Regions from separate parts of the Mus musculus genome. Here region 1 is linked to region 2. Evidence: chromatin loops called from intact Hi-C (ENCODE). Cell type or tissue: left cerebral cortex. All regions are shown on one strand. Region 1 holds the start of Tollip (toll interacting protein). Region 2 overlaps Muc5ac (mucin 5, subtypes A and C, tracheobronchial/gastric).

Region 1 (5,000 bases), 97 kb after region 2:
AGCAAGGCATGGACACTAAGGACCACCCACAGAATGAGGAGGGGCAAAGCCAGAGTCAGTGGTCTCTGGCAAAGCTCACTGGTTAACCAGCATCTCACACAGGACAAGGCAGAACCTGTGGGACTCTACACAACACATCTATAAAGGAGAACCTTCAAAATGCCAGCCCTACATGTGGTGCAGCCTCCAGGGAGCAAGACCTCCTACATGTATCCCCACAAGAAGTTGGATCCTACAAGTCACTCACTGTAGGGAAGGAGTGGGTTTATGGACTTAGTAGCAAAAAGGGTTGGTAATTTCAAAATACCAGCATTTTCAAAAGCAATATAGATATAGCATAGGGTTCAGTGCCCTGCAGTGGCTATTTTTAACCCCCCACCCACGAAAAAAAAAAAAACACCCTAAAGTCTAAAACTATAAAAGACCACATATCCCAGGGAAGAACTTATTCCTTTACAACCATGTAGGTGCGGCTATCTGTCCTCATACCTGCCCACCTAAACCCTTAACCAAGGACAGAGAGCCCTCCTCACCCTGATGAGATTGTCCTCTGCCTTTTATAGCCTGCCAAGATACTCTTGTCAGTCCTTTCCACTCCTCAGAGGTAAAGGTCAGCTACAGAGTCAACTGCCCAAGCCTAAGTCCAGGTTCATAGGATGGAGACACTGGGCCATGGTCTAATCCCGGTTGGACTACACAAAGAAGGCTGCTTGCAGGACCCAGCACTGACCAAATGCATGCACTTCATCTGTTTAGAAGCAGCACTTGGTTCACTTAGGGTTCATACAACCCTGAGTGTGATATGAATAGCAGAGAAGCATACCACACTCTGGCAGTTCTACTAGACCTTGACAACTGGCTAAAAGCTTTTCAAATATTAGTGAATCCAGAGGTAGATGAGTATATCATTCCAGGTGAAGTGGCCAGTGAAAAGTTGAAAACTGAAAAAGGTCTGCACTCTAAGAAATAGCACTTCCCAGATGAAGTTCAAGGCCTTCTATTCTACAGAGACCCTGGCTATGGCCCATGCAGTCCTCCCACATCAAGTCACTGGAAAGAGCACAGATCTGATGGTGACTGTCATTCTCTGGCTTACATAAGTTACGATGCATAGCTGTGTCCCTGTGCTCCACACCTGTGGCTCAGTGTCCAGTTACTCTAAATATTGTGACCACTAATACTATGATGAAGATATGCATATCCCAAATAAACCTTGAGATACCCGTCACTTATGACAAGTTCTTACAGCCCAAAGTTACAAGTCATGAAAACCTAAAACCACTCAGCTGTCTATGTTGTATTTCTATGACTACATTCTCCCAGGAACTCTGGGCAAGTAGAAAGATCAAACGTCAGGATTTGACTCCACAGATTCTGCTAGTATCAACATCATCTGACACTCCCAATTACTCATCACTGTGTAGGTTATTGCAGCTCTGTACAACACCAGAGTTTCTCTAAGCAACAGGGAAAGATAGCTTCTTACTCATGACAGACATGGAGTTCACCATCAGATGAATTCAAACTCAGCCTGAACCACAAGAGATAAGGACACTCTCAGACCACACGGTAAGAAAGGGTCCACTCTCCTTGGCCATGTGTCCACTTGGCAGGGGATATGAAAAGGGCAAAGCTCTGTCTCCCTTTCTCCTCTGGCAGCCACCATCAATCTTCTATAGTTTGCTGAGACACCGTGAGGATGAAGAAGGGTTGATGAACATGAAAGTAACTCCAACATTGGAAATCTCCATCCAAGTTTGACAGTGGCTCAGGAGATCTGGCTTCAAAGCCCTCCTAAAAAGCATCTAACAAGCCTGAGGCTTTCTTCAAAGTCAGGAAATCAGTAATCTATCCCAAGGAGTTACCTGTTACACACACACACACACACACACACACACACACACACACGCACACACACACACACAATCAACACCAAGCTGTCAGGGTGAAAAAACTCTGGGAAACCACAGGCTTTGCAGGCACACTCAATATTAACTTCAGGGGAAAAGGCACTGAGGTGCTGATCAGAACAATGTTCTACTCCACACAGCCACAGTTGGCTAACAACATCCCACCCACACCAGTCTCAGGGAGCTACTGGGAGGCCATACACACTAGGGGAGGTGAGACAGGTAGTATAATAGAACCCAAGACAATCCTGAAGAGACAACCCTGTTGGGTCTTCCAAGTTCTCTGCTCCCCTCTCCTCGTTTATAAATGAAGAAATTGAGGCTTGAAAAGGTAGCCACTAACTAAGCTCAAGAGGTAGTACCCTATTTTCTATAGATGTTAGGGAGAAGAGGAAACTGTCACAAGTAAGGACAGACTACAAAGTGGGATCTTTCACCATTTCTGAAACCAAGGAGACCAGGTTATCTCTCTCCTTTGGGGGACCAAAGGTGTCCGACTCCACTCCTCTGAGAGACGGGGAACCAAGGCACCTCTCAGTTTGGGAAATTAATGTAGTCAGTACCACTCTCAATCTGGGAGACCAAGAGTCAGGGCTTGTGTCCATCTGGGAGACCAAGCAGGTGATAGATCTGAGAACGTAAGGGGTTCAGGGCCCTTTCTATCTGAGGAACTAAGGGAAGTCGGGGTCCCACTCCATCTGGGGACCAATGGGGTAAGGTTTCTTCTGTGTAGAGGAACCCTATTCAGGGCCTCCACCCAGGAGGACCACGGGAGTCAGGATCCCTCTCCATGAAGGAGGCCAGGAGCTTCAGGGCCCGTGGGCATCTGGGGAACCATCAAATTCTGCCTTCCTCCACCCCAGATGTCCGATAGACGAGAGTCGCTGCTCCGGGTGGGTACCCGAAGGTAGGACCCGCGAAGCCCCGGGACGGAAGAGCAACCCGCGAGGGGCCCCGTAAAAGACTGAGGAGTCCGACCCCAGGCTCCACTGCCCCAGCCAGGCTCTGGCCCAGAGCACTCACCGGCCCGCGCTGCGTGCTGACGGTGGTCGCCATGGTGCTGCGGCGGCCCTCTGCCTCGCCAACTGCACAGAGACCCGCCGGGAGAGCTCTTCCGCTCCCACCACAAGCTGCGTCGCCGACCGTTGTCCCGCGAGGCAATCGGCTCTTCAGTCAGCTGACAGTCGCCCCGCCCCGCCCCACCCCGGCGTTCCCAAAGCACAGAGCTTGGCAATAGCTGGCCCCGCCCCTTCCGGCTAATCCGCGCACGCGTGTTCCGACCTCAGGGGGAAATGGGTCTCCCGTACACGCCTGCGCAGTGGCTCCCTTCGGGCGCTCAGCAGCCCGTTAAAATGGCTGTCAGACTGTTTGCGCATGCCTAAACCTGAACACTCTCCTGCGGGCAGAAGCCTGCTCACCCAGTCGCATACACCTAGAACAGGGACGCACATCTCAATTCGGTCGAGTTGCCACAGCGTCTAGTCACCTAACTGGAGATAGCTGTGATACCACCGCTTGCAGGTGCGTGATCCGCTTGGAGAAAACTGAGGTTTGGCTGCCTGAGCGAAAAAAAAAACAGATGGCAGTAGAACCAGCTACCCTCAAGCTCTTGAATTACCTCAAAATTCTGTGGGAGGGAGAACATTTATATTTAAATTTTAAAAGAAGAAACCAAGCTGAAGGAGAGACAAGAGTGGGACGGAAAACTTCCACCAGCCTTGGATTTGCTAAATGAATGGAGAGATGAAGATCTGTCCCTAGGAAACCCGGGCCACCCACTCTTGCCTTTTCAGAGCACTCTCTTCAGAAGAATACTTGGCCAGATAGAACCAGGGTAGTTCCTATAAGGAGTTTACCCTATGGTGGTCACCAGTCTGTAGGTCCCCTTTTACTTGTGCGGCAATAGACTTGGTACTGTCTAGGAGTACCAAGAACATTTCCTCACTCACACCATGTTCTCTTGTGTTCCTTTCATCTTTAAGATTACATCTTCCAACTCTAGTGACAGTCTCTACCTTGGCATAACATGGGACTGCATCTGGGCTCTGTTCCTGGACACTGATCTATATCCAGTTCTCACCGGTCTCTAGCTCCTGTTGCCCAAACTGTCATCTCTATGCTGATAAAGCTAAGACACAAAAGACTATCCATTGTGGCAGACAGAGTTTTAAAGAGACCCCTGATCTCTCCTGGTGTCCACATCCCTGCTCAATCCTTTCTTCTTGGTTATAGACAAAACCTGTGACTTGTGTCTAAACATGCAGCAGACAACCTGTTGTATAAAATTATATCTGGATAGCACAATAGGATCCCCTTGTGACTAAGACCACACATATGGCCTCTGATGAATCCCAAATCCTTCAGTACTAAGCAGTTTAAAAAAGACACACACCACCACCAACAACACCAAGGGGGAATTGTTCCCAAGAAAAAACTTTATCTCATAAAATGCTTCAGTACGTTCCTGAAATCAGTTCAAGCCCTGGCACAGTCTGTCAGAGCAGAACCACAGCATTTGTTCTTCCTTGACTTAAAGCTCTCTCATGGTGGGGATCACGTGGCTGGACATAATCTTACTTGTTTCTACTAGATTTGCAGCAGATAGAAACTCTGGTATAGGTGGACTATGATAAAATTCACCTAGGTTACTTTGCAGAAACTTGAAAACTAGCTCTGCTGCTAGTACTGACTCCACTCAGCAGAGAGGTTATGGGTAACAGAAAATGGATGAAAGGCTTAGCATCTCTGTGTTCATCATCTTGTATTTGTCCCCTTTGTTGCCTTCACTCTTGACTCGGATTTGTAGTGCTTTTCTATTGATGGGATAAGACCAAGGTAACTTACAGAAGAGTTTAATTTAGACTTATGGTTTCAGAAGGTTAGAGTCCATGATGGTGGAGCAGAGATAGCAGGTGGCTGGAGCAACCACTGAGAGGCAAGCAGGAGACAGAGACATATTAGGATTGGGATCAGTCTTTTGAAACCTCAAAGTCTTTCCCTAGTGACATACCTCCTCCAACAAGGCCACACCTCCTAACCCTTCTCAAATACACCACTGAGGATCAATTAATCCAATGTGAGCCTATGGGC
Region 2 (5,000 bases):
TATCTGTGTTTCTCTACAGGGCAGGGTCTGTGGCCTGTGTGGGAACTTTGATGACAATGCCATCAATGACTTCACCACACGCAGCCAGTCCGTGGTCAGTGACATGTTGGAGTTTGGAAATAGCTGGAAGTTGTCTCCATCCTGCCCGGATGTCCTGGTGCCCAAGGACCCCTGCACTGCCAACCCTTACCGCAAGTCCTGGGCCCAAAAGCAATGCAGCATCATCAACAGCGAAACTTTCTCCGCCTGCCATGCTCATGTACGGCAATGGGGTGGGGTGGTCTCTGGACCTAGGATGGAGATGCCATCAGTCAAAGGGTTCAGGGACCCACATGTACACACTAGAATGCACTATTGTTTGCGGGTTGTTGACTCTGAACATGGACCGAGGAAGCTTCAGGCAGCTCTGTGATCAGGGCCAGCCTATGGATGTGATGATGGTCTGGCCGGATATTCACAGTCATACATTTGTCAACATGGACACTAGTAGAAACTAGTCCAAATGATTAGGCCTGTATGTGCACTGAGAGATGGGGGAGGCAGGAGTCCCCTGATGCTTTTGTCTCTTTCAGGTGGAGCCGGCCAAGTACTATGAAGCTTGTGTGAATGACGCCTGTGCCTGTGACTCAGGGGGTGACTGCGAGTGTTTCTGCACCACTGTGGCCGCCTATGCCCAGGCCTGCCATGAAGTGGGAGTGTGTGTGTCCTGGAGGACACCAGACATCTGCCGTGAGTGGGGCTTTGTCTGTGTTGCTGAAGGGTGGGGCTGGGGGGTGAGGTGGGTGGCATCCTTCTGCTCCTTCTGACTTGGTTCTGGCCAGTGTGTGTGCACGTGCATGCGAGCACACACACACACACACACACACTGAGGGGAAAGAGTGACATTACCAGCCCTGTGGGCCCCCCTGCATGCACACCTGCCAGAACCCAAGTGGCTTGAGCTTTAGCTAGGAGGGAGAACACTGCTGCCTTAGGCACATCTCCAAGGGAAGGCACCCTTAGCTTGAGGCTGGGCTGGGAGGGAGGGCACCACTGTGCATGCACATGCGTGTGTGAACAAGCATGTATTGCACATGCAAGTGCACAAACACTGTGACCACTCAACAGGTGGCTCTAATATGAGCAGCTCCAAGGGCTGGGAACTGCTAGGACTAGGCTATGATATCTGCTGTAGACAAGGTTCCAGGTAGGCGAGGCCAGCTCTGTATACACATCAGAATGCATTGAAGGGTTAATAGTTTCCTGAAGAAAGTGAAACAGAAATGAGGGTGAGCAGCTAGAGGAGGAAGCCTGGCCTCAGAAAACCTTCTGCACTGGAGGCATCAATACTCCTTCTTAAGCACAGTCCATGTGAAGCCCCGAGGGCGTGGTGTGGCTGAGGGCAGCTGCTGTACCTGGAGAGCCCCGTTTGATGGTTTCTGCTCTGGCACTCCCATTAGGCAGAAACCTTTATCTGACTTACCCTTTCTTGGGGTGGGGTGGGGTGGGAAATGATTTAGCAGACCCTAGGCTCAGGCTTATTCCAGTAACTCTTTCCATTTTCCAGCACTGTTCTGTGACTACTACAACCCAGAGGGTCAGTGTGAGTGGCACTACCAGCCGTGTGGGGCCCCCTGCATGCGTACCTGCCAGAACCCTACTGGACAGTGCCTACAAGATCTCCGTGGTCTGGAAGGTAGACTGAAGGCTGAACTGGGAGGGGCAGGATCTGTTGGGTTCCTAGGATCAGAACTTTGGACAATCCTGGGATCTACGGCCTGGGGTCTATCCTGGGATTGGAGGCCTGGGGTCTTTTTATTCTTCCTGATCCCACTAGGAGCCTTTATGGTTTCAACCATGTTGTGATTGAGGCTGGTCCCAGGGGACAGACCTGGGCCATGGAATGAGAGGACTCTGGGAAGACTCTGTCTGGAACACAGGTCTCTTGGTCCACAGGATGCTATCCCAAGTGCCCACCAACAGCCCCCATCTTTGATGAGGGCACAATGCAGTGTGTATCCAACTGTACAGTCACCTTCCCCTGCCGCGTCAATGGAAAGTTGTACCGGCCAGGTGCATCAGTACCTTCAGACAAAAACTGCGATTCCTGGTGAGTCACTCTGCCAGAGTAATAGATGACCTGAAACACTGTGGGGAATTGGAACTAATCTTATAGCACCAGCCTGGGGTCTAGAAGTACCCTCAGTCCATGGTTGAGCTGAGGGGGAAGGATGACATCATCGGCACTGTGGGCCCCATGGATGCACACCTGCCTGAACCCCAGTGGCCTGAGCCTCAGCTAGGAGGGAGAGCACTGTTGCCTTAGGCTGAGCTGGGAAGGAGAGCAGCCTTGGCTTAAGGCTGGGCTGACAGGGAGGGCACCCTTGGCCTGGGGTTTTTTAATGAAGGGAGTAAAACCTCAGCATGGGGCTCAGGTGAGAGGAAAGGTGCCTTTGGCCTAAGGCTCATCTGGGAGGGAGGACACCCTTGACTTAAGATCCATCTTGTGTGTGAATGTGATGTGCACTCAGGCCAGGGCTGAGGGGACAATGTCCATCAAAGTCCACATTGCCTCTATTAGTTATTGACAGGGGACAATGCTTGAGAGAGTGTGACCTTAGTAGAGCAGACTTAGGCTGTGGCAGGGCTGTCTCGTCACTAACACTAAGCACAGCAGGTTCTAACAGAGGGTTCCAGTTCCTATGCGCTCAGTTCCACTTCTTGCTTCTCTTGACAGCATCTGCACGGAGAGTGGTGTGCGCTGTACCCACAATGCTGGTGGTGAGCTCCTGCAGCTCCCTCTGAGCTGGAGATGGGGTGGTGTGTGGGCAGGTGGGGCATTCGTTGCCAGAACTTTAGCACACTCTGACAGGCTAAACATCTATTCCCCACAGCCTGTGTCTGTACCTACAACGGGCAACAGTTCCATCCTGGGGAGATCATCTACCACACAACAGATGGCATAGGAGGCTGCATCTCTGCACACTGCAGGGCCAATGGTACCATCGAGAGGAGCGTTGACACCTGCAACTCCACCACCCCTACACCCCCCACCACTTTCTCCTTCTCCACACCGCCCGGTAAGGCAGATGTGACTGGTGGCAGAAAATGCTAGGTTTCCCAGGGGTATCCCTCTCCTTGGTGATTGGTACTGCCTCTCTTGCTGAATGTTAGGTTAATGGCTATCTTTAGATATTAGTGGCAGGCCATGAGGCTCAAGAGCTGGGAGGGACAGGAATACCTTGCTTTGTTCCACAGCAGAAAGGGATCAATCTTACTGACCACTGACCCATTCTGGCAGGCCTGGTATCCATGGTGCTGCTTTCTGTAGCTACTGGACATGACCTCAAGGGAGTGTGGGCCTTGAAAGGCTTTCTCTCCCTTTCAGTGACACAGATACAGGCCAGATTAGATCAGATTAAAAGTACATAAAGGCAGATTTATTAGGAGGCAGCTCTCAGGTGGGTTCACCGATCTCACAGGTGGAGATCAGTGAAGTTACACTGGCATCCAGGCTAAAGTAAGGGGGTTTTATAGAGCTTAAGTGAGGAGTGATGGCATACCAGCTAAGAGCTGGGATTGTGCCCATATGTGGTCAGAAACTGAGCCCCTGGGCGGGCACTCTTGGGTGAGCACTTGGAGATGGGAAGTGATGACGTGTTAGCACAGAGTTTATTCCAAGGGGGTGGGGGAGTTTTTTCTGTGTGGGTGGGGTTGGGGGAAGGAGGGCAGATGGGGGTTTCCCAGCTTGTGCGGGGCAAGCAGGGGTTCCAGCCTAACAGGCCTTAGCTTAGAAGCTCCGAGAACAAGTGGTTCTAGGCCAGCCTTGGATGAATATGAGATTCTCCCAGAATTCATAGCTGCCTGCTTGCTTTACACTGCATGGATCGCTAGGCGTCTCTGAGGTCTCACCCTCCTGGAGATTTTTAAAGTTACCCCAAACTAGTTTTGAGGGGTTTAAGCATGTAGATTCCTCTCAGGGCATGGCTCAGAGAGTAGAGATTACTCTTTAGAGATTAATTTGTCTGTTCATGGACCATCTCTGCCCACTGAAAGGCACTGGGAAGGTAGGCTGACTGACATGGCTATAATGTTCAGTTTTCAAAGTTGGTATGACCAGGGTGGTGAGACCCACAAGACAGCCGATGAAGGAGGAGCGAGGCTGTGAATAGGGACCAGGGGGGCAGTCCCAAGGCCCCAGTGCTCATTCCTGTTACTTTTGTCCACAGTCATGACCTCAATGCAACCCTCCAGCACACATTCCAGCCCTACCCCGAGTGTAGGGTCCTCAGGGGCCTCAAGCAAGGCTGCATCGACAACCAGCAGCATATTGTCTGTGAAGAGCCCTGTTACAGCTCCTATGACCATGTCTACTTCAGCCTCCGCCGTAACCACATCAGGTTGCCGGGAGGAGTGCCTCTGGTCTCCCTGGATGGATGTTAGCCGTCCTGGACGTGGCATTGACAGTGGTGACTTTGACACTCTGGAGAACCTCCGTGCCCATGGCTACCCAATCTGCCAAGTGCCAAAAGCAGTAGAGTGCCGTGCTGAGGCTAGCCCCGGGGTGCCTCTTCCCGAGCTGCAGCAGCACCTGGAGTGTAGCACAACAGTGGGGCTGATCTGTTACAACAGTGATCAGCTGTCAGGGCTCTGTGACAACTACCAGATCAAAGTCCAGTGCTGTACCCCCGTCAGCTGTCCAACCTCCCAGACGACCCATGTGATATCATCCTCCAGGACGACTAATTTGGATAACACAACCTCCTCAGTCCCTGTTACCTCAACTGAGCACCCATACAGCAGTACAGTTACCTCAGGTTCTTCTACCCACACCCCAGGTCTGTCTCCCTCTTCCTCAGTGCCTTCTTCACCAACTCCAGCTTCATCTACTCCTGCCCCAGTCAGTTCTACCACTGTTAAAACAACTCTGCCCATCACTAGCCCAACACCAGAGCCAACTCCAGCCATATCGTCTGTGTCCATCTCAACCTCAGGGTCCACCATGCCTTCCTCTGAGACAA

Evidence for each region. Hi-C counts contacts between places; a loop is a spot of excess contacts. Peaks named below come from ENCODE experiments on the same cell type or tissue, not always from the same donor. Only the 100,000 strongest peaks of a DNase experiment are listed, where the experiment ranks them.
Region 1: it touches region 2 in a loop (10-fold over the local background); 1 of 42 quality-filtered maps calls a loop at or near these places.

The regions. Positions count from the first base shown.
Region 1 is chr7:141,899,343-141,904,342 of GRCm38, forward strand. It overlaps Tollip (toll interacting protein), which reads right to left and starts at 3,119. Exons shown (of 6, transcript NM_023764.4): 1 at 2,934-3,119. The coding sequence starts at 2,966. In left cerebral cortex, no CTCF peak of the experiment used is centred here; DNase peaks (open chromatin) are centred at 1,442, 2,540, 3,210 and 3,617; H3K4me3 peaks cover 3,219 bases; H3K27ac peaks cover 2,512 bases.
Region 2 is chr7:141,802,740-141,807,739 of GRCm38, forward strand. It overlaps Muc5ac (mucin 5, subtypes A and C, tracheobronchial/gastric), which reads left to right. Exons shown (of 49, transcript NM_010844.3): 25 at 20-259; 26 at 573-729; 27 at 1,547-1,675; 28 at 1,936-2,089; 29 at 2,717-2,760; 30 at 2,874-3,059; 31 at 4,209-5,000. Among named protein-coding and RNA genes, the nearest start is that of Muc5ac, 16 kb to the left of the region's middle. In left cerebral cortex, no CTCF peak of the experiment used is centred here; DNase peaks (open chromatin) are centred at 648 and 2,829; H3K27ac peaks cover 234 bases.